Linked DNA regions of Homo sapiens: all the other regions are linked to region 1. A link is an interaction called in ENCODE POLR2A ChIA-PET data of the cell type or tissue named here. Cell type or tissue: CD4-positive, alpha-beta T cell. All regions are shown on one strand. Region 1 holds the start of ZNF263 (zinc finger protein 263). Region 2 holds the start of TRR-CCG1-3 (tRNA-Arg (anticodon CCG) 1-3). Region 3 overlaps ZNF213-AS1 (ZNF213 antisense RNA 1). Region 4 overlaps NAA60 (N-alpha-acetyltransferase 60, NatF catalytic subunit). Region 5 holds the start of CLUAP1 (clusterin associated protein 1). Region 6 holds the start of LOC105371059 (a long non-coding RNA gene). Region 7 holds the start of TRK-CTT3-1 (tRNA-Lys (anticodon CTT) 3-1).

Evidence for each region. Peaks named below come from ENCODE experiments on the same cell type or tissue, not always from the same donor. Only the 100,000 strongest peaks of a DNase experiment are listed, where the experiment ranks them.
Region 2: POLR2A ChIA-PET joins it to region 1 with 13 read pairs; 19 of 35 experiments call an interaction of 5 or more read pairs at or near these places.
Region 3: POLR2A ChIA-PET joins it to region 1 with 10 read pairs; 13 of 35 experiments call an interaction of 5 or more read pairs at or near these places.
Region 4: POLR2A ChIA-PET joins it to region 1 with 18 read pairs; 22 of 35 experiments call an interaction of 5 or more read pairs at or near these places.
Region 5: POLR2A ChIA-PET joins it to region 1 with 14 read pairs; 12 of 35 experiments call an interaction of 5 or more read pairs at or near these places.
Region 6: POLR2A ChIA-PET joins it to region 1 with 29 read pairs; 12 of 35 experiments call an interaction of 5 or more read pairs at or near these places.
Region 7: POLR2A ChIA-PET joins it to region 1 with 14 read pairs; 19 of 35 experiments call an interaction of 5 or more read pairs at or near these places.

The regions. Positions count from the first base shown.
Region 1 is chr16:3,281,055-3,285,054 of GRCh38, forward strand. ZNF263 (zinc finger protein 263) reads left to right here and starts at 2,437. Exons shown (of 6, transcript NM_005741.5): 1 at 2,437-3,151. The coding sequence starts at 2,765. RefSeq lists enhancers at 1,410-1,915, 2,026-2,215, 2,926-3,429 and a silencer at 2,586-2,745. In CD4-positive, alpha-beta T cell, no CTCF peak of the experiment used is centred here; DNase peaks (open chromatin) are centred at 1,857 and 2,377; H3K4me3 peaks cover 2,706 bases; H3K27ac peaks cover 1,712 bases.
Region 2 is chr16:3,148,364-3,152,363 of GRCh38, forward strand. It overlaps TRR-CCG1-3 (tRNA-Arg (anticodon CCG) 1-3), which reads left to right and starts at 2,311; the gene lies at 2,311-2,383. It also overlaps the pseudogene CASP16P. RefSeq lists an enhancer at 1,384-1,433 and a silencer at 2,034-2,383. In CD4-positive, alpha-beta T cell, no CTCF peak of the experiment used is centred here; DNase peaks (open chromatin) are centred at 1,498, 2,228, 3,158, 3,788 and 1 weaker place; H3K4me3 peaks cover 2,734 bases; H3K27ac peaks cover 820 bases.
Region 3 is chr16:3,127,916-3,131,915 of GRCh38, forward strand. It overlaps ZNF213-AS1 (ZNF213 antisense RNA 1), which reads right to left. Exons shown (of 6, transcript NR_110900.1): 4 at 1,546-1,738; 5 at 1,333-1,395. Among named protein-coding and RNA genes, the nearest start is that of ZNF213-AS1, 5.0 kb to the right of the region's middle. RefSeq lists enhancers at 1-327, 1,465-1,684 and silencers at 1,524-1,781, 1,533-1,827. In CD4-positive, alpha-beta T cell, a CTCF peak has its summit at 1,798 (motif pointing left); a DNase peak (open chromatin) is centred at 1,766; H3K4me3 peaks cover 1,268 bases; H3K27ac peaks cover 608 bases.
Region 4 is chr16:3,456,435-3,460,434 of GRCh38, forward strand. All of the region lies in intron 2 of NAA60 (N-alpha-acetyltransferase 60, NatF catalytic subunit), which reads left to right. Among named protein-coding and RNA genes, the nearest start is that of NAA60, 15 kb to the left of the region's middle. RefSeq lists a silencer at 1,213-1,962 and enhancers at 1,283-1,452, 3,791-3,960, 3,897-4,000. In CD4-positive, alpha-beta T cell, a CTCF peak has its summit at 1,665 (motif pointing left); DNase peaks (open chromatin) are centred at 1,587, 2,737 and 3,197; H3K4me3 peaks cover 2,615 bases; H3K27ac peaks cover 2,041 bases.
Region 5 is chr16:3,499,011-3,503,010 of GRCh38, forward strand. CLUAP1 (clusterin associated protein 1) reads left to right here and starts at 1,994. Exons shown (of 12, transcript NM_015041.3): 1 at 1,994-2,079. The coding sequence starts at 2,058. RefSeq lists enhancers at 1,679-1,728, 1,849-2,228, 2,736-3,253, 3,254-3,770. In CD4-positive, alpha-beta T cell, a CTCF peak has its summit at 1,872 (motif pointing left); DNase peaks (open chromatin) are centred at 1,201 and 1,871; H3K4me3 peaks cover 2,139 bases; H3K27ac peaks cover 905 bases.
Region 6 is chr16:3,363,251-3,367,250 of GRCh38, forward strand. It overlaps LOC105371059 (a long non-coding RNA gene), which reads left to right and starts at 1,865. Exons shown (of 4, transcript XR_007064949.1): 1 at 1,865-1,932. RefSeq lists enhancers at 1,038-2,237, 1,932-2,001. In CD4-positive, alpha-beta T cell, no CTCF peak of the experiment used is centred here; DNase peaks (open chromatin) are centred at 1,821 and 2,711; H3K4me3 peaks cover 1,403 bases; H3K27ac peaks cover 1,222 bases.
Region 7 is chr16:3,157,046-3,161,045 of GRCh38, forward strand. It overlaps TRK-CTT3-1 (tRNA-Lys (anticodon CTT) 3-1), which reads right to left and starts at 432; the gene lies at 360-432. TRP-TGG3-3 (tRNA-Pro (anticodon TGG) 3-3) reads left to right here and starts at 1,877; the gene lies at 1,877-1,948. RefSeq lists silencers at 350-399, 1,420-1,639, 1,770-1,909. In CD4-positive, alpha-beta T cell, no CTCF peak of the experiment used is centred here; DNase peaks (open chromatin) are centred at 676, 1,766 and 2,886; H3K4me3 peaks cover 2,971 bases; H3K27ac peaks cover 1,180 bases.

The DNA.
Region 1 (4,000 bases):
GTAGCTGGAAATACGGGCGTGCGCCACCATGCCCGGCTAATTTTTTTGTATTTTTAGTAGAGACGAGGTTTCACCGTGTTAACCAGGAGATGATCTCGATCTCCTGACCTCGTGATCCGCCTATCTTGGCTTCCCAAAGTGCTGGGATTACAGGCGTGAGCCAGCGCACCTAGCCTAAATTCATCTACTTTTAAGTACCTATAAATAGCATAAAATCAAAAGGACCTTAGATAGAAAATGATTAATCCCTCATTCTCCCTATCTCAAGGTATGTGTAGTTCTGCAAACATTCCCATGCCACAGATTCTGCAATAATAATCTGAGTGGCTTTTCTTTTTTGAGATAAGGCACACATTCAGGAACTTGCTGTGCATGCGTAACAGCTACTATTTATCGGATTCATACTATGTGCCAGGTACTGTTCTAAGCATCCTGTGTAGCTCCGCTCATTTCATCCTAACCCAGTGATATGAGGTGAGGTGCGTATAGTAGTCCCTCAAAACAAATGAGGAAACTGAAGTTTGGGGTTTAGTGAGATTACATAAGTTGCCTGAGATTACATAGTAAATGTCAGAGAAAAGTGGTTTTGAGGCTAGAGTCTTCTGCAATTGGTTATGAGTCTAGAATCTATGTCTCTTGAAATAGGAATGTCCAATGATCGTGCCATTGCACTTCAGCCTGGGCGACAGAGCAAGACCCTATCTCAAAAACAAAAGAACAGGAATGCCTAAAACCACCAGAATGGTCCTAGGGAGCAAACAAGGCTTTCCAAACTGGACCTTGAGTGCTATGGGGTCGCTGGCTCTGCATCTGCCACGACAGCCTGTGGATCTGTCATCTTCCCTGGAATAAAATTTTTAAAAAAGGCCAGGCGTGGTGGCTCACGCCTGTAATCCCAGCACAGTGGGAGGCTAAGGCGGGCAGATCACTCGAGGTGAGGAATTTGAGACCAGCCTGGCCAACATGGTGAAACCCCGTCTCTACTAAAAATACAAAAATTAGCCGGGCGTGGTGGTGGGCGCTTGTAATCCCGGCTACTCAGGAGGCTGAGGCAGGAGAATCGCTTGAACCCGGGAGGGGGAGGTTTCAGTGAGCCGAGACTGCGCCATTGCACTCCAGCCTGGGCAACAAGAGCGAAACTCCGTCTCGGAAAAAAAAAAAAAAGAAAAAAACTAAAATATCAGTACTCTTTTCACTTAGTCATCACAAACCCCTTTAATCCCATATTACCCTCTACTATCATGGTAGCCTCACCTTTGACGACAGACTAGCTGTGTGACCCAAGTAAATGACTTCAGTGCCACCACCTGTAGGAAGGGGCTGCTAATAGCATCTGCTTCATACTAACGTGTTTTCAGGATCGATCTGCATATAAACGCTCAATACACGGTAACTGATTGTCACATTCTATCCCAGGACGCTTCCATTTGCGGATCTCATGGCCCGGAGGACCTGGGCCGCCTCACAACTGGGCAGCCCCGCTCACCGACACAAAGCCCACAACCGCGCCCAATAGGGAATCGGCCCTGCGGCCCTCCTGCCACTCGCCCCCAACTATCACAGTCCACGGCGGAGCTGGAGGCAGATCCCGCCCTTGCAGGGCTGGGTAAGAGACTGAAACTTGGAGAATGAACTGCAGGCGCTGCACATCTCGGGCAGATTTAAAATTCGGTCTAAAATCGGAAGCAGGTGCCGCGAACCCAGACCCGAGCGCTCCTCTGGGACGTCCAGCCGCAGAAGCGAGCCCAAAGCCCAGCAGGGTTCTCCGCGGGACTCGGGGTTTCAGAACCGCCGGGCTCTTGGGCGCTCGCCCAGGGCGCACGCGCAGTCGCGAGGCCGCGCCGCGGACTGCATCTCCCAGCAGGCCCCGCGCAGCAGGCCACGCGGCGCCACTGACTGGGCGGGCGGCTAGCTCCCTGGCCTCCCCGACATGCCGAGGAGCCCCTGGCTTCCGGAGCCGACGAGGCCGCAGGGGCCAATGGGACCATCTTCAGCCAGCCCAGAGTAGCCGAAGCGGGTGGGGCCTGGCTTGGGAAAGGATTCATCCGGGGAAGCTGATTAACAATTCAGATTTCCGGGTCTCACCCCGACACTGACGCACTGGAGAGCGCGTGGCCCTGGGATCTGCGTTTTCCCAAGCGCTCCGGAGTAATTCTAACCCAGGTTGCCCGCCAGTCACAACGACCTCAGGCTTGTTTTCTTCGCTTGGATCCAGCTGCCCTGCCCCCAGTCACTCCCAGAATTTCAGGGCGCGCCCCGTGGCCCCGCCTCTCGTCTCCAATTGGTCCCTCGCTCATCCAGTCCCCGTAGGCCAATCTTCCCTTCTCATTGGTAGGCGGTGAGTGTGTGGAGAAACCTGACCTAATGGGCGCTGGAGTTCGCAAAACGTGACCCGGAAATTGGTCACGAGCAGGCGCCGTGGGCTTGTGGACGCCTAACTTGCGCGCTGAGATTTCCGGCGTGGGAGCAGAGGTCTGAGTCTTGCGTGGGTCCTCTATATAGGGTGAGAAGCGTGGCGCTCGGTTCCTGCCTCGGGGAAGTCCTGGCGCAGATGGGCCACGGGGCCGGCGTGGCGGCGCCTGGGACCGACTGAGGCCTAGGCGCCGGAGCCGGCCGCGCCTGGGCTGGAGCGGGGCTCCTCGGCCTGGACTGGGAGCCCCCGGCCCCGGGCTCCTGCTGGCGCCGTCCAACCTTACATGGGTTCAGGGCGCCTTCGTAGGCGGGCACGGCTGGTTTCGGGCTAAGGCGCTCTGGAGACCTGACGATGGCGTCGGGCCCGGGCTCCCAGGAACGGGAAGGGCTCCTGATAGTGAAGCTGGAGGAGGACTGCGCCTGGAGCCAGGAGCTGCCCCCACCTGACCCAGGACCGAGCCCCGAGGCCTCCCACTTGCGCTTCAGACGGTTCCGCTTCCAAGAGGCAGCTGGTCCCCGGGAAGCCCTCAGCCGGCTCCAAGAGCTTTGCCATGGGTGGCTTCGGCCTGAGATGCGCACGAAGGAGCAGATCTTGGAGCTGCTGGTGTTAGAGCAGTTCCTGACCATCCTGCCCCAGGAGATCCAGAGCAGGGTGCAGGAGCTGCATCCGGAGAGCGGCGAAGAAGCGGTGACCCTTGTGGAGGATATGCAGAGAGAGCTTGGGAGACTGAGACAACAGGTGAGAGAGAGAGAGAGCTGTTTTATCTGTGGTTTGTTTAGCCCTGAGCACTGGGACATTGCGCCCCCGGTCGAATTCAAGTAAATTGCCCTGAGTAGACCTTACGTGGGGAAGAGGACTTGTGATTTAACCTGGAACACTCATCCTCCAGATTTTCCCCCAAATGAACGAAAGCAGTGAAGAGTGCCCTGTTTCCACGCGGAGGCGGTGTCCCTGCAACAGTTAGTGTTAGCCATGGAGTTAGATCGCCAGCGTTCAAATCCTCAATCTGCTAGTACTAGCTTTGTTACTTTGGCAAGTTACTTGATCTCTTTCGGCCTGTTTTCCTATTCGTAAAATGAGGATATTAACATACTTTCTAGGGCTTAGAGGGAGAGCAGCATGTAAAGTTGTGAACACTACTAGCTTATGAGTGCTTAGTACTTGTTACCTGTTGTTATGTTAGGGTCCACGGTCTGGTCTTCTCTGCAAAGCTGGGCCTCCGTTAATTGTGAACTTTGAAAGATAATTTGGCACCGAGGCCCTGAGGTCATTGGTCCCCAGGGCTACCCCAATTTAGCCTATCCTATAGTGAGGAATAGAAGCACCTAGAAAAGGTGGGGAGAGCAAAAGGGAGTGAGGTGTATCTTAAGAGCTGTGTGGGGAAGGTGTGCTCTGGGAGTGGGCCCTTTCCCTAACCCCTCCCCCTGCACATGGGATCAAAAAAGCCTTTAGTGTAAACCATTTTTCTGTTACCTGGGCCCAAAGGGATCGCCTGAGGTTCTCTGTTGAAGGTTTGCTCTCAGTATCCTATACTAATTTCCCTTCCTCTTGGGCCCTGTTGTGATGATGAGTGATGTGGGTTGGTTC
Region 2 (4,000 bases), 130 kb before region 1:
AGCAGACATCCTGACGGTCTACTCAGCCGCAGAGGGTAAGGAGATGGGTCATCGGGAGCCTGTGGTTACACAGGGCCCAGCTTCCTGGCCTAAGATCTGGAGTAGCCTTAGGGGCAGCTAGGGCTTAGGGTTGGGGCACAGAGATGCCAGCCCAGCTGTGGTCCAGCCATGTTCCCTACATGGGTTAGGATGTGTAGTAACAGCAGTGATGGTGAGTGCTGTGAGGCGCAGCTGTGCCAACCACTGTGTGTGCAGGTTTCCTCTAGGCTGTGAGTTCCACGAGGCCAGGGTAGACCTGCCTGCCCCAAGGCCCTGCTCAGTGTCTGGCACATAGTAGGTGCACAGTAAATGTTTGTTCAGTAGTGAATCTCTCCATAGGCTCACCTCTGCAAATACCTAGCAACAACTTGTTCCAGATGCAAGAAGTCCCTGCTCCCTGCCCTGTTCTCTTGCCTGATTCCTGGGTCCTGCCTCCTTGTACCCCACTTTCCACCAACAATAGGACCCCTGGGATTGGAAGGCAGAGGGTTGGGGCCTTGGTCTGATGCTCTGGCCCTGATCCCCTGACCTAGGCTATGTGGCCTATCGCGATGACAAGGGCTCAGACTTTATCCAGACACTGGTGGAGGTCCTCAGAGCCAACCCCGGGAGAGACCTTCTGGAGCTGCTGACTGAGGTGTGTTGGGGGGTTCCAGGGTGACAAGTGGCAAGGAGCTGGGTTTGCCCTTCTCCCCAGCCCTGGTATTCTGATCACCTCCTATGAACTCCATTGGCGAAGGAGGGATCCTCTGCCCTCAATACTACAAGATAACCAAACGCAGGATGGCCGACGCTGCACAGATGCCATCCACTGCAGTTCTTAGTCACACGTACTGCAGTCGGGTGGGGAGGAGGACACTGCATGTCATGCGGGGCCACCTGGGCTTGTGCTCAGAGCAGGGTGAACCTGCAGGGCCAGTGGGAAGCTGGCTTTGTAGTGACAAGAGAGTGAGATGCCCCCTGGTTCCCACGGGCAGATGTGGTTGGTTGGTTTGAATATTTCCAAGGCCTGTCAGGGGGCTGAAGTCCATTAGGGTGACGACCAGGTGGGGTGCAGCTGGTCTGCTGAGAGGGGACCTAGGGGGTGGGAGCCTGTCCTGCTGGGTGGGGACATGTCTGGCCAGAGCAGAGGAATTCACCGTTAGGCCTCTGGAGCTCTGCGAGCCTCAAAGATGTCCAGGCAGTCCTTGAAATTTTAGGCCTTGCAATGTACCAAGCCAGGGGCTCTCCCCTGGGGCAGGCTGAGCCCCGGAGGGCTGTAACCCCGGGCGCAGGCTGGGTGTGGTCCTCAGGTCAACAGGCGGGTGTGCGAGCAGGAGGTGCTGGGCCCCGACTGCGATGAACTCCGCAAGGCCTGCCTGGAGATCCGCAGCTCGCTCCGGCGCCGGCTCTGCCTCCAGGCCTGAGGGTGCGGCGGCCACGGGGGCGCTGCTGAGACGGTGGCCAGATCCCAGCGCCATTCTTGCCTCCATCCACCCCCCATCCCCCCGGTTTCCTCATCTGAGAGCGAGGCGTGGCAGCGTGGGGGTGGCCGTGCAATAAATATCTGCCGTGAACAGTGCCTGTTCTCAAGGACGTGTGAAATAAGTGAGATAATGTGTGTAAAGCGCCTGGCACTGCATATGGACGCAATAGTGTCCATGGGAACCGAGTTGGGGCCTGTGCCCAGCTTCCGGGACTTAGGAACCCAACATGGGCTGGACTGGGCTGGGCTGGGTTGGCAGTTCGGTTATGGGAGCGTCCAGGGGGAGAGGGGTCCCAGGAAGAGGACGCATATCCCTCTCCCAGACATGTCCCTGTGTATGCGCGCCCCACCTCCACCCCGCGCTGGGCCATAGAAACTCAGGAGACACGGCCTCCGCTTTCCAGGCGGCCAGAATAAAGTCTGGGGCCAAAAGCCTCTGAAACACACCTTTGCAGGTTCACCGTGATGGAGCAAGCACAGGGGCTGGGCAAGCAGCTTGCAGCCCCTGACCCAAAGCGGCGGGAGGCACATGGGGGAAAGCGCTCCCAAACGGCGTCTCGGAGGGGCCTGCTGCGGGGAGGGTGGGGTAGGGCGGGCTCGCCAGGGCTCGAACTCACAGTCCCGGGCCCGCGGCGGCGGTTTCCACCCAGCAGCCTCAGCGGCCCGGCGCGGTGGCCCAGCTCGGAGTCCCGCCCACCGGGAGCCTCGGAAGGACCGGCCTCCCCTCACTCTAAGCATGCGCGTTAAAGCGACAGCATAGGCTATAGAAAGCTTTATGAGAATAGCTGGGAGCCATACAGCCGCAGGGCCGCGTGGCCTAATGGATAAGGCGTCTGATTCCGGATCAGAAGATTGAGGGTTCGAGTCCCTTCGTGGTCGTTGCCATGTTAACGTTTTCTTCCAGCTCCACTTAAAATTTCTTCACCTGGGACTGCACCCTGGGCGACTACGACACTCGAACTGAGTGCGCCGGTCGCTCTCCCCTCACCCCCGTAGGAACACTGGGACCTCGCCCTGCGCCTCCAGTCGCGAAGCTAAGGACCCAGGGCCAGAATAGCAGCGAGGGCGACTTAGAGAACGCCGGCAGGGCCCTGGCGGACTGCGGAGCTTGAAGCCAGAGAACGCAGGTCCTGGGATCTGGTAGGGGATTGACTTCACAAATTAACGTTCAGGTGATGGAAACCGTGACAGACGCGGGGCTGGGATTGCTTGCTGTGAGGAGTTGCCCCAAGGGATCAAAGGACACCTGTAGTTTTTTGTTTTTGTTTTTGTTTTTTTTTTGAGACGGAGTTTCGCTCTTGTTGCCTAGGCTGGAGTGCAATGTCTTGATCTCCGCTCACTGCAACCTCCGCCTCCCGGGTTCAAACGATTCTCCTGCCTCAGCCTTCCGAGTAGCTGGGATTACAGGCATGCGCCACCAGGCCCGGCTAATTTTTGTATTTTTAGTAGGGTGGGGGGGTGGGCGGGGGTGGGTTCTCCATGTTGGCCAGGCTGGTCTCGAACTCCCGACCTCAGGTGATCGTCCAGCCTCGGTCTCCCAAAGTGCTGGGCTTACAGGCGTGAGCCACCGCGCCCGGCGACATGTGTAGTTTAATTGATTATTGTGATGAAAAACTTTGTATCAACTGATCATGGGGTAACAAAGTAAAAAAGAAAACGATTATAGTGGTGATGAGCCGGGCGCGGTGGCTCACGCCTCTAATCCCAGCACTTTGGGAGGTCGAGGCGGGCGAATCATGAGGTCGGGAGTTCCAGACCAGCCTGACTCACATGGTAAAACCCCGTTTCTACTAAAAATACAAAAATTAGCGGGACGTGGTGGCGCGCGCCTGTACTCCCAGCTACTCAGGAGGCTGAGGCAGGAGAATCGCTTGAACCCGGGAGGCCGGAGGCTGCAGTGAGCCAAGATCGCGCCACTGCACTCCAGCCTGGGCGACAGAGCGAGACTCCGTCTCAAAATAGAAAATAAATAAAATAAAATAAAATAAAATAAAATAAAATAAAATAAAATAAAATAAAATAAAATTCAAAGAGTATCTCCAGGATTGAGTTAATATTTCGCCGAGGGGAAAAAAAATGTCTACCAGCGGAACCCGAGTTTAGTCCGGGTGCCGAGCAGCGCCTCTTGGGGTATCCTTCCACGGGGTGGGGTATCCTTCCACGGGGTGAAGGCTGCGGAGAGTCGCAGCTGCAGGCATGGCCTCCGGTCGGCGGACGCTGGTGACCTGGCGTCGTGCAGGGTGTCACTTTCTCCTTTAATTTTTTTTGATGTTTCAGTGGTTTACGAAGGTATTTGTTTTTGGTAGAGACGGGGCGCTCACTATTTTGCCCATGATGGTCTCGAACTCCTGGACTGAAGCGTTTACTAGGTATTAAAGGAAAAGAACGTCATTAAAATACAGATTTTTTAAAAAAGGAAAATAACACACGTGTTGGGGCAGGAAAGTAAACACCCAACGTGGCGATCCTGAGATTAACACCTAGCCAGCTGGGGAT
Region 3 (4,000 bases), 150 kb before region 1:
GGGCTTCTCAAGAAGAGATTAACGTTTGAATTGGCTGAGTGAGTAAAGCAGACGGCCCTCACCACGGGTGGGCATCATCCATCCGTATGGAATTAAACAGAACAGCAAGGCAGAGGAAGGCTGAATTCTCTCTGTGCCTGAGTACTTGAGACCTGGGTACTGGGACATTGATCTCCTGGTCTTGTGCTCCTGATTCTCAGGCCTTGAGTCTTGAATTGGAATCTACACCATTGGCCTTTGGCTCTCAGGCCTTAAAATTACAAAACTGTTAGGAGGCGGAGGCAGGCGGATAGCTTGAGCCCAGGGGAGTTCGAGATCAGCCTAGGACATACAGGGAGAGGCCATCTCTATATAAAAATATATATATAGAACAAATTAGCTGGGTATGGTGGTGTCCACCTGTAGTCCCAGCTGTTCAGGAGGCTGAGATGGGAAGCTTGCTTGAGCTGGGGAAGTCAAGGCTGCAGTGAGCTGTGATTGTGCCACTGCAGTCCAGCCTGGGCAACAGAGGGAGACCCCATCTGAAAAAAAAATGCTGCACCACTGACCTTGGGTCTCCAGCTTGCAGATAGCAGATTGTGGGGCTTCTCGACTGCCATAATCATGTGAGGCAATACCTTAGTGTGTGTGTGTTTATATATATACATATACACACACATAAAAGCTCTCTCTCTCTCTCTCTATATATATATATATACACACACATACACATGTATATATAGATTCTGTTATTCTGTTTCTGGAGAACCCTAATACATATCCTATTTCTCATTGTCAAGGAGCTCAGTCTGCACTCAAGCCCAAATACCCAAATCCGTCCCCATATCCCTTCTTTGTGCATCTATCTCTTGAGACCACTCCTTGTACTAATTTTGTATCAAGCAAGGTCCAATCAGGAGAAGGGAAGCACACAGTAATTTGAACTGGGAAAATTTAATATATAGAATTAAGCTATAAAGGGCTTAGACTGGGCGCTCTGGCTAACGTCTGTAATCCCAGCACTTTGGGAGGCTGAGACAGGTGGATCACCTGAGGTCGAGAGTTTGAGACCAACCTGACCAACATGGAGAAACCCCGTCACTACTAAAAATACAAAATTAGCTGGGCGTGGTGGCACATGCCTGTAATCCCACCTACTTGTGAGGCTGAGGCAGGAGAATCACTTGAACTCAGGAGGCGGAGGTTGCAGTGAGCCACTGCACTGCCTGGGCAACAGAGCGAGACTCCGTCTCAAAAAAAAACAAAAAACAAAAAGGCATTTTCAAGAGGTTGGCTGGTAAGAAGTAAAGAGAACTCTGATTCTCTGGTCACAGCACATAGCAGCAGCCATACCTTCTGGCCTGAGTTCCAGCACTCAAGCAAGAGGTTTCCTGGTCCCTGGGCTTAGATCCAGACCTTGAAGAGGGCACAACGGCAGTTTCACTGAATGGCAGAGAAGTGGCTGTGGTACCACATGGGCAGAATTTGCTGGAAATCCATCCTCAAGGGTAGAAAAAGCTGCTCACAGGGAAGTGTCTCATGAGAAACGCGCTGCTACAGAACTACCTGAAGAGGGTGGCAGAGAAAGCTGCTAGGTGCCGCTGGTTGAGGTTCACTGAGGCGGCGGCACTGGAGACGCTTTGCAGGCTGCGGGCGCCTGCTGTCACAGGAGCTGCCCATGCTGCAGGAGCTGGGTGCTGGCGAAGCCCTGTGTGCTGCAGAAGCCAGACTCGGAAGAAGTCACCCGTCATGCCGGAGCCTAGAGAGAACACACCAGAAGCAGGAAGGGAAACTCGTCTCCTGCAATGTCTCTCCAGCGCCCTCTACTGACAAAGCTTAAGATCATGCCAGCTGGTAAAGGAAAAACTAAAGGGCCAGAACCATTTCACAGAGCAGGCAACGCAGGAGCTGGGACGTAATCAATAACTAGCACAGGTTTATATTATGATTCGTCTGTAGCGGCCTGCCAAAGGTTCCATATAACATCCCTGCGGCAGGAACTGACACTTCAGGCCCCACCGAATCAGCTAGATAACGGCCCACATTGCAGAGCAGCCAATCAAAACCGGAACATATTTAGATCATTTGGTAAACGGGACACTCAAGCAGTCCTATAGGGAGGCCTATGTGGGGAGGAACTGAGGTCTCCTGCCAAGAGCCACGTGAGTCATCCGCCTTCTAAGTGGGTCCTCCAGTGCCAGAGGACTGGGGTCCTCGTTGGTGTGGTGTCTGCAGTATCATGAGAGATCTTGAGCCAGAACTGCCTAGCTTAGCAGCTCGCATATTTCTTTTTTTTTTTTTTTTTTGAGACGGAGTCTTGCTGCTGCCCAGGCTGAAGTGCAGTGCCATGATCTCAGCTCACTATAACCTCCACCTCCCAGGTTCACTTTACTTTCTTCATTATTTATAGACTATATTTTCTTTTTTGTGAGACGGAGTATTGCTCTGTCATCCAGACTGGAGTGCAGTGGCGTGTTCTCAGCTCACTGCAACCTCCGCATCCTGGGTTCACGCCATTCTCCTGCCTCAGCCTGCCGAGTAGCTGGGACAAGGTGCCTGCCACCACGTCCGGCTTATTTTTTGTATTTTTAGTAGAGCTGGGGTTTCACCGTGTTAGCCAGGATGGTTACAGGCGTGAGCCACCGCACCTGGCCACTTTAGACTGTATTTTCTAGCGAGAAAAAACAGTGGGCCGGTCCCGATGGCTCATGCCTGTAATCTTAACACTTTAGGAGACCAAGGCGGGTAGATCACTTGAGGTCAGGAGTTTGAGACCAGCTTGGGCAACATGGCAAAACCTCGTCTCTACTAAAAATACAAAAATTAGCCGGGCATGGTGGCACACACCTGTAATCACAGCTACTTGGGAGGCTGAGGCAGCAGAATTGCCTGTAATCCCAGCACTTTGGGAGGCCAAGGCGGGTGGATCATGAGGTCAGGAGTTTCAGACCAGCCTAGCGAACATGGTGAAACCCCATCTCTACTAAAAATACAAAAAATTAGCCAGATGTGGTGGTGTGCTCCTGTAATCCCAGTTACTTGGGAGGCTGAGGCAGGAGAACTGCTTCAATGTGGGAGGTGGAGGTTGCAGTGAGCCAAGATGGCGCCACTGCACTCCAGCCTGGGCTACAGAGCAAGACTCGGTCTCAAAAAATAAATAAATAAATAAACAAATAACCGGGCGCGGTGGCTCACGCCTGTAATCCCAGCACTTTGGGAGGCTGAAGCGGGCAGATCATGAGGTCAGGAGAGCGAGGCCATCCTGGTTAACACAGTGAAATCTCTACTAAAAATATAAAAAAGAGGCCGAGGCAGGTGGATCACGAGGTCAGGAGATAGAGACCATGCTGGCTAACATGGTGAAACCCCGTCTCTACTAAAAATACAAAAAATTAGCCGGGCATGGTGGTGGGCTCCTGTAGTCCCAGCTACTCGGGAGGCTGAGGCAAGAGAATGGCATGAACTCGGGAGGCGGAGTTTGCAGTGAGCTGAGATCGCGCCACTGCACTCCAGCCTGGGCAACAGAGCAAGACTCCATTTCAAAAAAAAAAAAAAAAAAATTAGCCAGCCGTGGTGGCAGGTGCCTGTAGTCCCAGCTACTCAGGAGGCTGAGGCAGGAGAATGGCATGAACTCGGGAGGCAGAGCTTGCAGTGAACCGAGATCGCGCCACTGGACTCCAGCCTGGGCGACAGAGCAAGACTCCATCTAAAGTAAGAAAGAAAAAGAACACGTGAAAAATTATCAGAAGGAACAAGAAAGTGCAATCCGGTAGTCAATTTCAATATAATTTTATGCAAATTTGCCATATACCAGCAATGCTCAATAGAAAATACAGTTCATGTGCCACTTACCAATGTATGGCCTCTCAGCCCAAACACATCCTTTTCGTTCTGCTTTGTGATACTGAGCTGGATCACATCTAAGCTTTGGGTGAGATCCAGTGTGATACCCAGCTGGACCCTGTATACAGTTCCTTGCTAGCCAGCTTGATGTTGTTCTTCGCTAATACAGGGCGATGGA
Region 4 (4,000 bases), 180 kb after region 1:
CAATTTCCTTTTTTTTTTTAACCCCATCTTTTATTTTGAAAATTTCAAACCTCCTCAATTTTTGAAAGAATAATGCGCTTCACCAGTTGTTAACAATTTAGCAATATTCTTTTAAGCACATGACACAGAAGTTGCCAACATTGTGCTCTCTCTTGTTCACTGGTGAAACTTTTGGCACATAGCCTGATCCTGCTGCAGGAGAGGCTGAGAAATAAAAGCCTAGCTTGACAGTGATCTGCCTGCTGAAGGGGGTGGGATTCTGTTACTACTAGATGATGATAAAGCAGTTATTTTTTAAAAGGAGAAGATGGCAGAGTAGGACAATGGATACTAGGGGACAGTTTGACACGCAGACTCAAATCTTTTTTTTTTTAGATGGAGTTTTGCTTTTGTCGCGCAGGCTGGAGTGCAGTGGCGCAATCTCGGCTCACTGCAGCCTCCACCTCCAGGGTTCAAACGATTCTCCTGCCTCAGCCTCCCAGGTAGGTGGGATTATGGGCACATGCCACCACGCCTGGCTAATTTTTTTGTATTTTTAGTAGAGACAGGGTTTCATCATGTTGGCCAGGCTGGTCTGGAACTCCTGACCTCAGGTGATCCACCCACCTCGGCCTCCGGAAGTGCTAGAATTATAGGCGTGAGCCACCACACCCAGCCAAGACTCGAATCTTATAACCAGTTCTCTTCAAATTGGATTCTGGAAAGCTCGGAGTTGAAATATACAGCCCAGGTTGGTCGTGGTGGCTCACGTCAGTAATCCCAGTATTTTAAGAGGCCCAGGCGGGCAGATCACTTGAGGCCAGGGGTTCAAGACCAGCCTGGGCAACATAATGACATTCCCATCCCTACAAAAAAACAAAAAACCCAAAAAACCTGTTTTTTAATTAGCCAGGCATGGTGGTTCACACCTGTAGTCTCGGCTACTTGGGAGACTGAGGCGGAGGCCAGGAGTTGGAGGCTGCAGTGAGCCGAGATTGCGCCCCAGGCTGGGAGACAGAGACCCTGTCTCAACAACAAAAACTTCGCGTTAGATCTTGCATTATAGAACCCCTACAACCGGAGGGCAGCTTAAGTTGCCTGTTTTACTCAGGGACAGCCCTAAACTGCCTTTCGCCAGAATCGGACGGCTGAGAATCCAGTGTCGTCGCGGGGTGGTGCTGCCAGCTGGCTCCGGGTGGTCGGCCAGGAGCCAGCCTTGTGCACCTGCTTTCAGTTGTTGGCCAGCCCCGGCGCTGCAGGCCCTCGCGAGCTTAGGATGCGCCTGCCAGGGCCTGTGCGGGGGGGCCACTCGGTAGAGCCGCGGGACCTCGGCCCGGAAACCGCGCCACCGGCGTCCGCACACGCTAGGCCGGGGAGCCCAGAGGTCTGGCCGGCCATGTCTCGGCGACCTCCCGGAGCGAGGGACAGGGAAGGAGCCGGCCCTCACCAGTGCCCCGCATACGGGATCCTGGGCCTGGCTTCGCACGGAGCCTGCCCGCTCCCAACCTGCCCGCTCCCAACATGGCGGCAGCGCCGGCCTCAGGGGGCGGGGCCACGTGGGGGCGGCGGCCAATGGGCTTCCGGGCTGCGCTGCCGGCAGGGAGCGGGAGGCGGAAGTGCCGCGGGCTGCCGCCTCCGTCCCGGCTGCGGCCCCTGCCGGTTACATAACTCGTTGCGGGCTCCGCGCGGTCCCACTTCCCGGCTCCCTTCGCCTCCAGGATGCGCTGAGCCCTACAACACCCCCAGCGGCCGCCGGCTCCCCCACGAGGTGAGGTGGCGGGGGGCGGCCGCCGGGGCTCGGACCTGCGGCGGGGCGCCGAGGGGGCGGGGTAGGCGGGGAGGCCGCGCCGGGGTCAGGGGGGCCAGCGCCCACCGGGTACGAGCGCGCTGGTGAGGCAGGCCCGGCCGCGCCCGCGCCCCCGGCGCACGGTCCTCCCGGGAGCCGGTTTCGGGGACGGCGGCGGGGAGTGGGCGCTGGCCAGGGACGAGGGTTGAGGAGGTCGCGGCTCTCATGCTGGGTGGGAGTCGGGCCTTCTGCCTGGGGGTTGCGTCAGTGTCCGACCCCGCGATGAGTGGTCGGGACAATTTGCAACTAGAGGGTGGTCCTCATGGGTACCCTGTGGGGTGTCGCGCGAGGTGAAGGGCCAGGCCATTTCCGTCGGGTCAGCGATTTCCGCCTTCGCCCCGCTCTCGCCTGGCCTGGTCAGGGCCTGTTTTGGTACTTGTTGCGCCGATTGGAGTCATCTGCGACTTGTTTGCCCTCCTCTGAACTCCTGAAAGCCAGGGGCTCCGTCTAGGTCTCCTCCTAGTCTTATTCTCCCAGCTTTCGTTGTTAAGACAAATTCCTTACGTTCCTGGCCCTTTACAGACCGGCCCTACAGAACCCACACCCCCAGCTCCGACTTTCTTCTCCAGATTGGGTACTTCCCAGGGAGTAAAGGGAATCTGTAGCTTTTGTGGTTTGTCCTGCTGGGAAAATTTGGGGGTAAGTGGTGGGCCTTCTCTGGACGACCACCCACAAATCTGTGTGCCCAAACGGAGACAGGACCCAGGGTCTGGACATCAGGCAAGGGGTACTCTGCAGTAAACGTGGACATTGGCCGTTTCGTGGGTTTGTTTTCACTCTGCCAAGTCCTTGAGGCGTACACTTTTGTGTCACTCATTTATCTTGAAAGAAAAGGTTAACAGCCCAACAGAGTAGTTCGCTTTGGTATCTGGAGTGGTAATCAGAGTGCCAGAACTGGAGAGAACATTGCCGTGTACAGATGTTTGCCTTTTACCAGGGCACTGAAGGCATAAAACCCTTAGTTAATGCTTAACTGAGTGAACCATGAAAGTCATGTGACTCCAAAGGTCGACTCTAGAAATGCGGCAGTCCATGTAGCACTGTGATGTAGAAATTCTATGATATATGGGTCAGTGTTCACAGGCAGGGAGAGGGGGAGTCTTCAACATCTTTGAATTAAAAAGCATCTGGGGCAAAAACAAATAAATACACACATATCAGTGAACTGCTTTAAGTTCAGTTAGAGAAGGTGAGATTAAAGACCAGAAGAAACTCGAGGGAGACTGCTGTATAAGTCCCAGTTATCTTTCCAAACAGACAGGTTCATCACAGCAGTGAAGGCTAGTCTTCATCTCCCTTCTTGTGGGATTTTCTACATTAATGTGCAGATCTGCCCTTGGAGAATGGGGCGTGCATGATTGGGCTGTGGTTTGCTGGAGTTTCATCTTACTGAAGTTGCAGACACTGTGGGTTTCTGTGACAATGGTTTACACTGAAAGTAGCAAAGTCAAGGCATGGTCTGGTATCAGCATGCCAGAATAAAACACACAGACAGCTTTTTAAAAGGTCTGTGTCCGTCCTATCTTTAGCCTCTCCTGGTTGTAACTTGAAGTGACTTTGTTGCCGTGTTTGTTTTGACCAGGCCGGGACAGTATGGAGAGTATCTTTAGATGTGACTTATCTGGGTTGCTTAGCAACAGCATGCTTCAGATTAGAATGGAAGAAAGTTCCTGGATGTGAGGAGATTTGAATGATAAAAGATACTTACACCTAAAAGGAGACCAGGAGGGATTGTGCCCTGTTCTTGCTAACTGGGTGCTCGTAACTGGAGACGGGGTGTACCTGTTAGCGGTGGTTAGACGAGGTGGATACAGAATCCAGAATGGTCACATTGCAGCCATAGGGAACAGATAGATGCAGAGAAGAGGCTTCAGCCCTCTGAGTTAGGGCAGTGCATGGCCTTGCTCTGCTGAAATAGCCCAGAGGTCCCATTTGCTTGGTGACATCTCTCACTTGAATAGAAAGCTGGCTGTTTATCAGACACTGTTTTCTTAAATGGCAGCTCCTCCACATCTGCGTCATCTCCATTATCTCCCCTATCCATCTCTTTTTGGAAGGAATCCACGAAGCCCTCATGACTGTTTGTTTGTTTTTGTTTTTTTGTTGTCGTTGTTGTTTTTTGGAGATAGGTTCTCACTCTGTCGCCCAGGCTAGAATGCAGTGGCGTAATCTCGG
Region 5 (4,000 bases), 220 kb after region 1:
GGATGTTCAACCCAATTTTGAAATGGGCAAAGAAAATGAATAGACATTTTTCCAATGGAAATATACAAATGGTCATCAAACACGTAAAAAGATGTTCAACATCTTTAATCATCAGGGAAATGCAGGCCGCGTGCGGTGACTCACGCCAACATGGCGAAACTCCGTCTCTACCCAAAATACAAAAATTAGCTGGGCGCGGTGGCGCGCGTCTGTAATCCCAGCTCCTCCGGAGGCTGAGGCAGGAAAATCGCTTGAACCCTGGAGGCGGAGGTTTCAGTGAGCCGAGATTGTGCCACTGCACTCCAGCCTGGGCAACAAGAGCAAGAGTCCATCTCAAAAAAAAAAGTTCAAGTTGATCAACATCCTTTCAAGCCCTTGGCATTGTCAAGAGTTTTTTGTTGTTTTAGCCATTTTATCTAGATTTAATTTTTAGGTTTTTAACGTGTTACCTGATATTTTAGCCAGTTTAATAACTTCATAGTGATATCTCATTGTGGTTTTAATATGCACTTCTCTAATAATAGCCTTGATCATCTCTTCATTTGCATATTAGCCATCCATATATCTTCTTTTGTGAAGTAGCTTTTAAAATGTTTTCTCCATTCTCTAATTAGACTGTTTCTCATTATTGAGTGTTGAGAGTTCTTGATACATTCTGGATACACGTCTCTTTATCAGATATGTGTTTTGTGCATATTTTCTTCTAGACTGTGGCTTATCTTTTGTTTTTCTTAATAACACGTGAAGCAACATTTATGGGAGGCCATTGTTTTGGAGCGAGCTCCTGCACAAGGTACCAACGGACCAGACCAAACCAGAATGGAATCGCTAGTGCAAGGTGCCACGTAATCAATGCGAACTTAGAGACAGGCCAGTCTGCCAAAACACAGAAGATTCACTGCAACCAACAAAAGGGGCCCTGTCCACCTAGGCTGGCATAAGGAAGCCCCCTCTGCTTTAACCCAAAGAAATGCATCTGAAATAACCTGATGCCAACCAATCGCTTTGTGCACTACGCTGTTTCCTTGTTCCTGCTCAAGCTACCTTACAAAACCCGGCTGCTGTGCCACGCCTGGCGGGGCATCTCCCCATTTCACACGTGGAGGCCGCCCCTTCCTGCCGTCTCCTCGCGCCCCCATGCAGAGGCTAGGGCTGCCGGGACCCGCGCGGCGCGAGCGGCTCAGGGCCCCTTTCCGGCCTGTTGTGCAGCCCGAGCCGTCTGCGCGTGCGCGAGACCGAGGCCTGGCCTGCCTCTGGGCGCCCACAGTGATCCCGTCCTCCGCTCGGCAACCAGATTCCGACGAGGAGCGCGCTGTGCCTCGGACGGGGGAAGGCGGGCTTCCTGAGTATAGTGCATTTTTTTTTTTTTTTTTTTTTTGAGACAGAGTCTCGCTCTGTCGCCAGGCCGAAGGGCAGTGGCGCGATCTCGGCTCACTGCAACCTCTGCCTGCCGGGTTCAAGTAATTCTTCTGCCTCAGCCTCCCGAGTAGCTGGGATTACAGGTGTGCGCCACCACGCTTGGCAAATTTTTGTATTTTTTGGTAGAGACGGGGTTTCGCCATGTTGGCCAGGCTGGTCTCGAACTCCTGACCTCAAGTGATCCGCCCGCCTCGGCATCCCAAAGTGCTGGGATTGTAGGCGTGAGCCCCCGCGCCCAGCCAAGCATCGTGCATTCTTTATAGAAATGAGGGGGAAATAAGCAATATGGAAAGCGCCTAGCGCAATATCAAGCACGTAGTAGGTACTCAGAACCTGTCACCCAGCGCGAAACGTCCGCAAAGCGTGTAAACAGACGCCCAGAAGCTGGGAAGCTTGCAGCCCTCATAGACGCCGGTATCGCCACGCCCTCTGCCCTCGGCGTCTCAGGAGCGCTCTCTGCCGGCCCGCTCTCCCCGTGCGTATGCACGTGCCGCCGCGTCTTCGCTTCGCTTTTTGTTTGTCCCTGACCGTGCGCCGTCCAAGGGTCCATTGGTTGCCATAGAGATCGTCGAGCGCTGGGCCTGTGATCGCTGAGGGGCGAGCAGTTGCGACCCTGGGCTCCTGGGGACCTGAGCGTTATGTCTTTCCGCGACCTCCGCAGTAAGGCAGCCCCGCGCCCCTGTGACCTGCGGGTCTTCCAGAGATTCAGGGCTCCCGCCCGCCGGGTCCCCTGTGTAGGCGATCCCTGAGGCTTGCGCTGCCGGAGGCTCCTTTCGGGCCTCTGCGCCTCAGGGACCGCCTGACCCGCGGCTGCAACCCGGCCGAGCGTCCCAGGCCCTTCTTCGGCCATTTCTAGCGAGGATGGAAAGTTCTCTATCTGCCACTGGCCGCGTGTGGCTCAGAACGCTTGAAATGTGGCTAGTGCAGATGAATAACTGAATTTTTAAGTGTAATTTATTTCTGTTTGTGTAGCTGCATGCCGCTCTTCGCTACCGTATTGGAAAATGCATGGAGAGTTTAGAGACTATTTTTTGAGTTGGGTTAGCTTAGCGCTTAGAAAACCGAACAGCAGGCCGGGCGCGGTGGCTCACGCCCGTAAGCCCAACACTTTGGGAGGCCGAGGCGGGCGAATCACCTGAGGTCGGGAGTTCGAGACCAGCCTGACCAACATGGAGAAACCCCGTCTCTACTAAAATTACAAAATTAGCCGGGGGTGGTGGCGGGCGCCTGTAATCCCAGCTACTCGGGAGTCTGAAGCAGGAGAATCGCTTTGGAGGTTGCGGTGAGCCGAGATCGGGCCATTGCACTCCAGCCTAGGCAACAAGAGCGAAACAACATCTCAAAAAACAAAAAACAAACCAAAAAAAAAACAACCAGCAACGAAACCGAGGAGAGGAGGCTGGGTGATAATCATTGCGGCTAACATTTTTTGAGTTTTAACGATCTGCCAGGGCCCGCTCTGTGTTATGCGCATTTCATTTTAATCATCTGAACAACTCTGTGCCCCCTGTATTTGGTAGTGAGGAAACGGGCACAGAGAGGTCAGGTAACTTGGGCAGGTGATACAGGCGGTAGGAGGTGGCACTGGGGCTTGAATTCAGGTTGCCTGAACTCCAGACATCCTGAACTCCATCTGCATCCTTTCTGCAGGGCTGGTAAGGAGAAGGGAGCTCGAATTCCTTTGCTAAGAGGGTGGGGAAGTGGAAGAACGAGGCTAAGAGTGTTGGTTACGGCTGGGCGCAGTGGGTCACGCCTGTAATCCCAGCCCTTTGGAAGACCGAGGCAGGCGGATCACTTAATTTCAGGAGTTCTAGACTAGCCTAGCTAACATGGCGAAACCCTGCCGCTGCTAAAAATTCAAAAAATTAGCCGGGCATGGTGGCGCGCGTCTGTAGTCCCAGGTACTTGGGAAGCTGAGGCAGGAGAATTGCTTGATTCCGGGAGGCAGAGGTTGCAGTGAGCCAAGATGGCACCACTGCGCTCCACCCTGGCCGACAGAGTGAGACTGTCTTTAAAAAAAAAAAAAAAAAAGGAAAGGTAGATGATGATTGCCAATTTGGTGTGATCCGAGGGGTCTCTTAAAGCCAGTTTTCTCGTCCAATTGTTGGTGCCTGAAATTTTAGCATTAGAGATTACTCCTTTTGGTTATGAATTGCTCTTTTCTACAATGTAAAAATATCTAGGAAGACGCATTACCTTTTATCCATGCAGCCACTGAGCACCAGAGTGTGAATCCTGCCCTCTGGGGTTTGAAGGTTTTTGGTGGCCACACATCATGCAGGATGACTGTCTCCTCCCACATAGTTTTTAGAGAGGCCAGCACCCTGCCGGGGGACGTAGAATGGGGTTTTGTTGGGGAGCGCACACACGGAGATTTCGGAATATTTTGATCTTAAATTAATGCTCTGCAGTTGTGCAGTGTATGGTAAGGATCTTACTCAAATTAGTGTCTATTTTGACAATAACACCGCAGCATTAACAGAACTTGACTAGTACCTAGTGGTCAGGAGTATTTAGGCAGTGCCTTACTGTGTGAAGGAAAGGCTGCTGCTTTCTTTTCTGTTCTTTTTTTGAGACAGTC
Region 6 (4,000 bases), 82 kb after region 1:
GGTTATTCTTAATCAAAGATGGCATACTTTTCTTAGAAGTGTCATCAACCTATTTCACATCCCACTCCCTGTATTTATATCCTGATGAGGTACTACTCCTTTGTGCTACCAGGGCCTTCATAAATGATGGATGAATGAAGGGGGGCAAGACTGAAGGCAGAAAGACTACATAGAAGCCTTAGTATGATCCTCCACTCTTCTTTCTCTCACACTCCACATCTCAATCTAGTAGCTCCCTCTTCAAAATATACCCAGAATACCCAATCCGGAATCACACACACGTGAAAATTAGAAAAGTATTTGTATGTCCACCAAAAGAGGAATGGTCGATTATATATATTGTGGTGGGGGGAGGTGGGGAGCAGCATGGAAAAACATTTTAAAAAGAATATGCATGGTGGTACATGCCTAAATGCAGCTTTAAAAAATTATATATATATATAAACGAAAAGAAAAAAACAAAAATTATATATATAAATGGAAAAAACCGACAAGAATTAGTAAATGTAAAAAAAATTATATATTAAGAACCAGAAAGATATACACACTAGTAATGTTACTAGTGGAGGGTGTCCAGGTTCTTGGCGTTTGGAACGAAGAACTGGACAAAACACACAAACAAGGCAAGGAAAAAAATGAAGCAACAAAAGCACAGATTTATTGAAAACAAAAGTACACTCCACAAGGTGGCAGCCCGCAGAGCATAGGGGCTCAACAGGCATGTGCCAGAATTTTTCTGGGGTTTAAACACCCTCTACAGGTTTCCTATTGGTCACTTGGTGTACACCCTATGTAAATGAAGTAGTGGCCCGTAATCGGCCCTAGGTTCCCTTAGGTTGCTTTGTGCAACCAGAGGCTGAAGTGAAGTTACAAAGGTTACACGCTATGCAAGCATCTGATACTTTCAAATTTTTGTCTGCCACGCAGAAGAGGTGATGGAGTTTGTAAAGGGAGTAGCCTCCAGTCCTTTCAGTGGGTCCTTTCCTTACTTAGGTGGGGAAAGGGAAAGTTGGGGTTTTCCTTTTGATTTAGTTCTAGGAAGTCAGCGTGAATCAGTTAGGTTTCCTGCCTCCAGACCCTATTCCTCTGCCTCAGTAACAGTTATTTTCTCTAGGGAGGGAGTGTAATTTCAGAGGCAAAGTATGAATATATTTTGTTAATCATTTGTATTTATTTATTATTTATTTATTTTGAGACAATCTCGCTCAGCCGCCCAGGCTGGAGTGCAGTGGCAATTACCTCTCACTGCAGCATCGAACTCCTGGACTCAAGTGATCCTCCCGCCTCGGCCTCCCAAAATGCTGGGATTACTGGCGTGGAGACTTCAGTTTTAAGTGAGAACGTTTTGCAGTACTTACTTAATATTAAGAAATAAAAACAACTTAGAGTGGGGGGAAAAAAAGCCACTGGATTAGATACGAGTTCTAGTCAACGAAAGTCACTTAAACTCTGTTTTGGCTTCCTCGTCTGGAAGATGAAAATGGTAATATAACTGACTGAGTAGGGTTGCTGTAAGTATGAGTTAGTGTGTAAATGTTTACAATTACGCAGGGCACACAGCAAGCGCCACGTTTTCTATCAGGGCTACTCTCACCTAACGCGTAAAACAGGATGGCATGCCCAGCGGGATCCGGGCCCTGGGTTCTCAGGCATTGTGATTGGTCTCAGCATATGACGCAAGGCGGGCTTCATTAATGAAATTGCTGTCAATTAGCGAAGGGCGGAAACCAGGCGAAGAGGGCGGTCCTTTAGAACCACACTCGCGCGACTGGCTCCTCTCTTTACAGGCTTAGCTACTGCGCATGCCTCTGGCCCTCTTGAGGTCCCGGCGTGCCCCGCAACAGCTTCCGGCGTGCTCCGCAACAGCTTCCGGCGTGACGCAGTAGAAAAGGTGGCGTGGCTGGCGATTCGTGTTCGTGAGGGCCTTTTCTGGTGAGGCGGGGCTTAAGGGTTGTGGCTCTGCTCTCTGTCCTGAGACTTTCAGATTGCACTCTGGGTTCCTGGACGCAAAAACTCGGAGTGGCTGCGTGATGCAGAGTGAACTGGGTCCTCTGGGGACGCGTGGGGAACGTGGCAGTCCGGAGTGCCGGCTTTGTTGCCCTTCGGAGCTCCAGTCCGTTCAGGTTCCCCAGTGAGGCCTCCTTTGAAGGGCTGGGTGCCTTTTGCCCTTCACGCTAAGAAAACACTCGTTTCCTAAAGCTCGATTGCGCCCTTGTGCTGAGCGGTGGGGACACGAAGACAGCACAGAAACGCTGTTTACTTTCAGCGAGCCCCCAGACTGTTGGAGTGGATAAACCCACCAGAAACAAATTACAGCGTTAGGCGGGTTAAGATGGAGCACCCTGAGAGGTTACAGACAGGACCGGAGAGTTCAGAGGATTAGGATGCTTCAAGAAGATGGGGGTAGTGGCGTCATCAATCCTCATCCTGGGGTTTTTGTCTTTGATGGTGCACTCCTTGAGGACATGAAATTTTTCTTCCACATTTCCGATACCTAGGCTCAGGTGCCCTTCCATGGTTGGGAGGGATAGAGACCAGCTGTCTCTCGTGTTTATTATCTATGGAAAGGATGAATTAGGTCTTGGGGACTTCAGGAGGGAAAATTTTGGTGAGCAAAGGCACTAATATGTCCCTAGACCAGGGGTTCTCAACCAGCGCCCCCCTGCCAGAGCACAATTGACACTGTCTGGAGACAGTTTTGTTGTCACTACCGAGGGGTGCTACTGACGTCTAGTGGGTGGAGGCCAGGGATGCAGCTAAACATTCTACAAGGTCCACGGGGTTCCCACCCCACTCCCCATCCCCAAGAACTCAAAAAACGATCTGGCTCAAAATGTCAGTGTGCTGAGGTTCTGAAACCCTACCCTGGAATGACAGCGGAAATGGAGAGACAGCAGATGTTGGAGACATCTCAGCGGAAGACTAGTTTTGTCTCTTTTTTTCTTTTTTTGTTTTTTTGAGACCGTGTCTCGCTCTGTTGCCGAGGCTGGAGTGCAGTGGCGCAATCTCGGCTTCACTGCAAGCTCCGCCTCCCGGGTTCCCGTTATTCTCCCGCCTCAGCCTCCGGAGTAGCTGGGACTACAGGCGCCTGCCATCATACCCGACTAATTTTTTGTTTTTGTATTTTTAGTAGAGACAGGGCTTCACCATGTTAGCCAGGATGGTCTCGATCTCCTGACCTCGTGATTGGCCCGCCTCAGCCTCCCAAAGTGCTGAGATTACAGGCGTGGGCCACCTCGCCCGGCCTCATTTTGTGTTCTTTATAATGCTTAAGTATTTGATGCGCAGTTGGTTAATCAGGTCTGATGAGCCCAGTCTTCCTCTTATTTTTTTCACCCATTCATTTGCCAGATATCTGTTTAGCACTAAACACTATTCAAGATGCTAGAATTCAGCTTTGAGCTGAAAAACCTCACATTCTTGCGGGGGGTGACAGACGTTAAACTTACATGTCAAGTAGTAATATATGCTATGAAGTTCCTGCAAGTTGGGGTTTCTCTTACTACCATCAGGTACCATTTATTTACTTCCGAGTGCCAAGCACTGGACTAGATACTTTACTAATATTTCTACTCTTTTCCTGTGTCCTGCAAAGTGGGTATTATTTATTTATTATTTATTTTTTTTGAGAGGGAGTCTCGCTCTGTCCCCCAGGCTGAACTGCAGTGGCGCAATCTCGGCTCACTGCAACCTCGACTTCCTGGGTCCAAACGATTTTTCTGCCTCATTCTCCCGAGTAGCTGTGTTTACAGGCACCCGCCACCACGCCCTGGTAATCTTTTTTGTATTTTTAGTAAAGACGGGAGTTTCACCATGTTGGCCAGGCTGGTCTCGAACTCCTGACCTCAAATGATCCAGCCGCCTCGGCCTCCCAAAGTACTGGGATTACAGGTGTGAGCCACCGCGCCCAGCCCTGCAAGGTGGCTGTTATTATCTTCAGATGATAAAAAGCAGATCACAGGAGTTGAATAATTTGCCCCAAATCACTTAGTATGGAGTT
Region 7 (4,000 bases), 120 kb before region 1:
GGGTTCAAGTGATTCTCCTGCCTCAGTCTCTGGAATAGCTGGGACTACAGGCGCACACCACCAAGCCTGGCGAAAATTTGTATTTTTTTTAAGGGCCGGGGGTCTCACCATGTTGCCTAGGCTGGTCTCAAACTCCTAGGGTCAAAGTGAGAGGATTATAGGCATGAACCACGACGCTCGGCCTCTTTTTTTTATGAAACAAGACAAAGGGGATCCTGAAGCCAGTTGGTTGGTGGAGCGTTTTGCGTTTGCCTGACCAACAATTCCCGATTTGCAAGGTATACGGAGTCACTTCCACGTTTTCTTATTTAGTTTACTTTCTTCCAAGTTGCAAGTCTAATCCATCCGACAAAATCTCACGCCCAACGTGGGGCTCGAACCCACGACCCTGAGATTAAGGGTCTCATGCTCTACCGACTGAGCTAGCCGGGCGGCTATGAGGAAAATGGTTTCCCACACCTCTGTTGGAGCTCTCCCGAACTTCCCTATTCTATATAAAATTGGTGGGGATGAGTCCTGGATCCGAGACATGAGACATGCTACATCCTGAGCGCTAGAGCCCTAAGCTCGGCGCGGACCGAGGACGCCGCCAGGCCCGTGCGGTCTGCCGTCCTTCGCGGGTGTGTGTCATATCCGCCGACCCTCGTGGGGGTGTATCCTGTCTGCCGACCCTCGTGGGCGTGTGTCCCGTCTGCCGTCCCTCGCGGGCGTGTGTCCCGTCTGCGGTCCCTTGTGGGGGTGTGTCCTGTCTGCCGACCCTCGTGGGGGTGTGTCCTGTCTGCCGTCCCTCGCGGGTGTGTGTCCTGTCCGCCGTCCCTCGCGGGTGTGTGTCCTCTCTGCTGTCCCTCGAGGGTGTGTGTTTCCTGTCTGCCGTCCCTTGCGGTGTGTGTCCCCTGTCTGCCGTCCCTCATGGGTGTGTGCGGCACCTGCAGCTCCCGGGAGCGGGAACGTCGGGGACAAGAGCTGAAGGGACGAAGGACACTGGAGATGGCCAGGGGGAAACTCGGCGTGACTCTCTCTTAGGGCTGTGTGAGGGTTTTCAAACCCTCATCCCTGTTTAGGGCCGGCAGCGAGGCCTCACCACAGGGACAAGCCCGGTAGACCTTTCTCCTCCTTAGGCTCCCAGTAAAATGCTGGGTCCCTTGCCAGTGGAAAACGGAAGAAAAGTTTGGAGCGTTTCTGGAGCCGCCCGTTTGGGAAGAAATGAACTCTGACCCCAGCTCCGGCCCGTGTATCGGAGGTCCCAGGGCTGCGAGGGTCGCCTGGGCAGAGCTCAGGCCAAGAAGGAGCTCGGCTGAGGACAGGAGCCCGGGGTCTGTGTGGGAGACGGGATCCCTTCCTAGGATGCCCGGGCTGGCCTGCTGGGAGGCGGCGGGGTCTCCTCCTCAGGGTCCTGCACTCGGGTTTCACATCGGGTGAAATTTCTGGGCTGGGGCTCAGCACGCGAGACCGCTGCCTCACGCGGGCCACACAGACCACCTCCCCGCGGGCCGCAGCCCCTGGTCACCGGCCCTCCTCTCGGTGCTGGGGCCGCCTGGAGCCGCTGGGAGCCGAGTGGCCCTCGGGGAGGCGGCGCCGCGGTGCCCAGGGTGCGGGGTCCGCCTCTGTGCGCCTGAGGGCGGGGGTCGTACAGGAGCTCTTCCCGGGGCTGGTCCCCGAGGCGCTGCACCTCCTACCAGCTTCCTGTGATCGAAACCGAAACCTCCACCTGCGCAACCCTCCCAGATGGGCTTGAGGTTGGGGTGTGGCCGGGACCCGGGCGGGGAGGGGTAGGGGTGGAGTGAAGGCGGGGTCTGGGGGGGTGCGCGTGGACGGGGAGAGTGGAACCGCGGGTGTGGACCTCCAAGTACAGACGTCAGAGAACGTTTGTCGTCCTGGCTCGTTGGTCTAGGGGTATGATTCTCGCTTTGGGTGCGAGAGGTCCCGGGTTCAAATCCCGGACGAGCCCGCTTTTTTTTTTTTTTCTGAACACCATCATTTTCTCGCGGTGAAGATTGAGGAGCTTCACGGAGTCTCGGCCGCAGGGAACTTGGTCTCTCCGTGGCAGCTGCAGGCGCCGGGGCCGATCCGACTTCCCGCTTCCGTCCGGCTTGCGGCCCCTCGCCTTGCCCGGCTACAGGAAGGACTCGCCTGCGCCTCCTGACTGGAGCCTTCCACCTGGGAGTTCTGAGTGCGCCTAAGGCCTGGCGCTGAGGCAGTGGACCCCAGATCCGGGACCCGAAAGGAGGGCAAACACCTCCACCGCCGCGTCTGCCTCTGCGGACGTGGCCCTAGATCCCGGGTGGCCATGGAACTTGGTCTGGGCGTGTAGTTTTCCTTTGAGTGGGTCGGTTCTAAGTTTAAATTTCCGACGAGCCCAGGGTTTCGAACTTCCTTCCTTTTTTCCTTCGTTTCTCTTTCTTTTCTTTTCTTTCTTTCTTTCTTTTTCTCTCTTTCTTTCTTTTTCTCTCTTTCTTTCTTTCTTTCTTTCTTTCTTTCTTTCTTTCTTTCTTTCTTTCTCTCTCTCTCTCTCTCTTTCTTTCTTTCTTTCTTTTTCTCTTTTATTTTCCTTTTTCTTCTTTTTTTGTTTTTTGTTTTTTTTGACAGTGTCTCCTTCTGTTGCCCAGGCTGGAGTGCTGGAGTGCAGTGGTGCGATCTCGGCTCACTGCAACCTCAACCTCCCAAACTCAAGGGATCCTCCCACCTCCACCTCCCAAGTAGCTGGGACTACAGGTGCTCACCACCACGCCAGGCTAAGTGTGTGTGTGTGTGTGTGTGTGTGTGTGTGTGTGTGTGTGTGTTTGTGTGTGTAAAACCGAGGTCTCGCTGTGTTCTGGAGGCTGGTCTCCAACTTGCACTCAAGCAATCTTCCTACCTCGGCCTCCCCTCACAAAGTGCTGCAATTACAGGCCAGAACCACCATGCTCAGCTGGTTCCTTTTCCTTCCAGGTCCTGAGGTCGCAGCGGCGCGTCCCTCCGGTACATGGCGGGGAAGAGGTGCGGTTCCGGGAGCCTGCGACGCCTCTGGGGAGTCCAAGCCCGGCTCCTAGCCCTTTGCCCGAGGACGGAGGAGGACCTGGGGGGCTTCCCCTAGCTGGTGGTCTCAGTTCTCCAGGGGCGGCGGAGACAGCAGGAAGCCCCAAAACCCGAGCTGGGTTTCCTGCTTGGAGTCGCAGGGTGTGGCAATGTTGAAGTTCGCCGTGCCCCTGCTCCCTATGGGAATTAGAATCCGGTCCAGGACAAGCATCGGGAAAGGGGGACAGTTTGTGACCGAGGAAACTAGGACTGATCCAGAACAGCGCAGGCAGAGACGCGCTGGGCTCATGAAGCGCGACAAAGGCCCCGACCCCTCTTCCGCTTGGCTCGTTGGTCTAGGGGTGTGGTTCTCGCTTAGGGACCACAGGGACAAGCCCGGGAGACCCAAGAGGTCCCGGGTTCAAATCCCGGACGAGCCCACACTTTAAGAACCCAGCAGGGGCTGGGCGCGGTCGCTCACGCCTGTAATCCCAGCACTTTGGGAGGCCGAAGCAGTGGATCACTTGAGGTCAGGAGTTCAAGACCAACCTGGGCAACACGGTGAAACCCCGTCTCTCTACTAAAAATACAAAAATTAGCTGGGCATGGTGGTGCACGCCTGTAGTCCCAGCTACTCAGGAGGCTGAGGCAGGGGAATCGCTTGAACCTGGGAGGCGAAGGTTGCAGTGAGCCGAGATTGTGCCACTGCGCTCCAGCCTGGGCGACAGAGCGAGACTCTGTCTCAAAAAAAAAAAAAAAAAAAAAAAGAACCCAGCAGTTTGGGAGGCCGAGGCGGGCGGATCACGAGGTCAGGAGATTGAGACCATCCTGGCTAACACGGTGAAACCCCGTCTCTACTAAAAATAAAAAAAATTAGCCGGGTGTGGTGGTGGGCGCCTGTAGTCCCAGCTACTCGCGAGGCTGAGGCAGGAGAATGACGTGAACCAGGGAGGCGGAGCTTGCAGTGAGCCGAGATCGCGCCACTGCACTCCAGCCTGGGCGACAG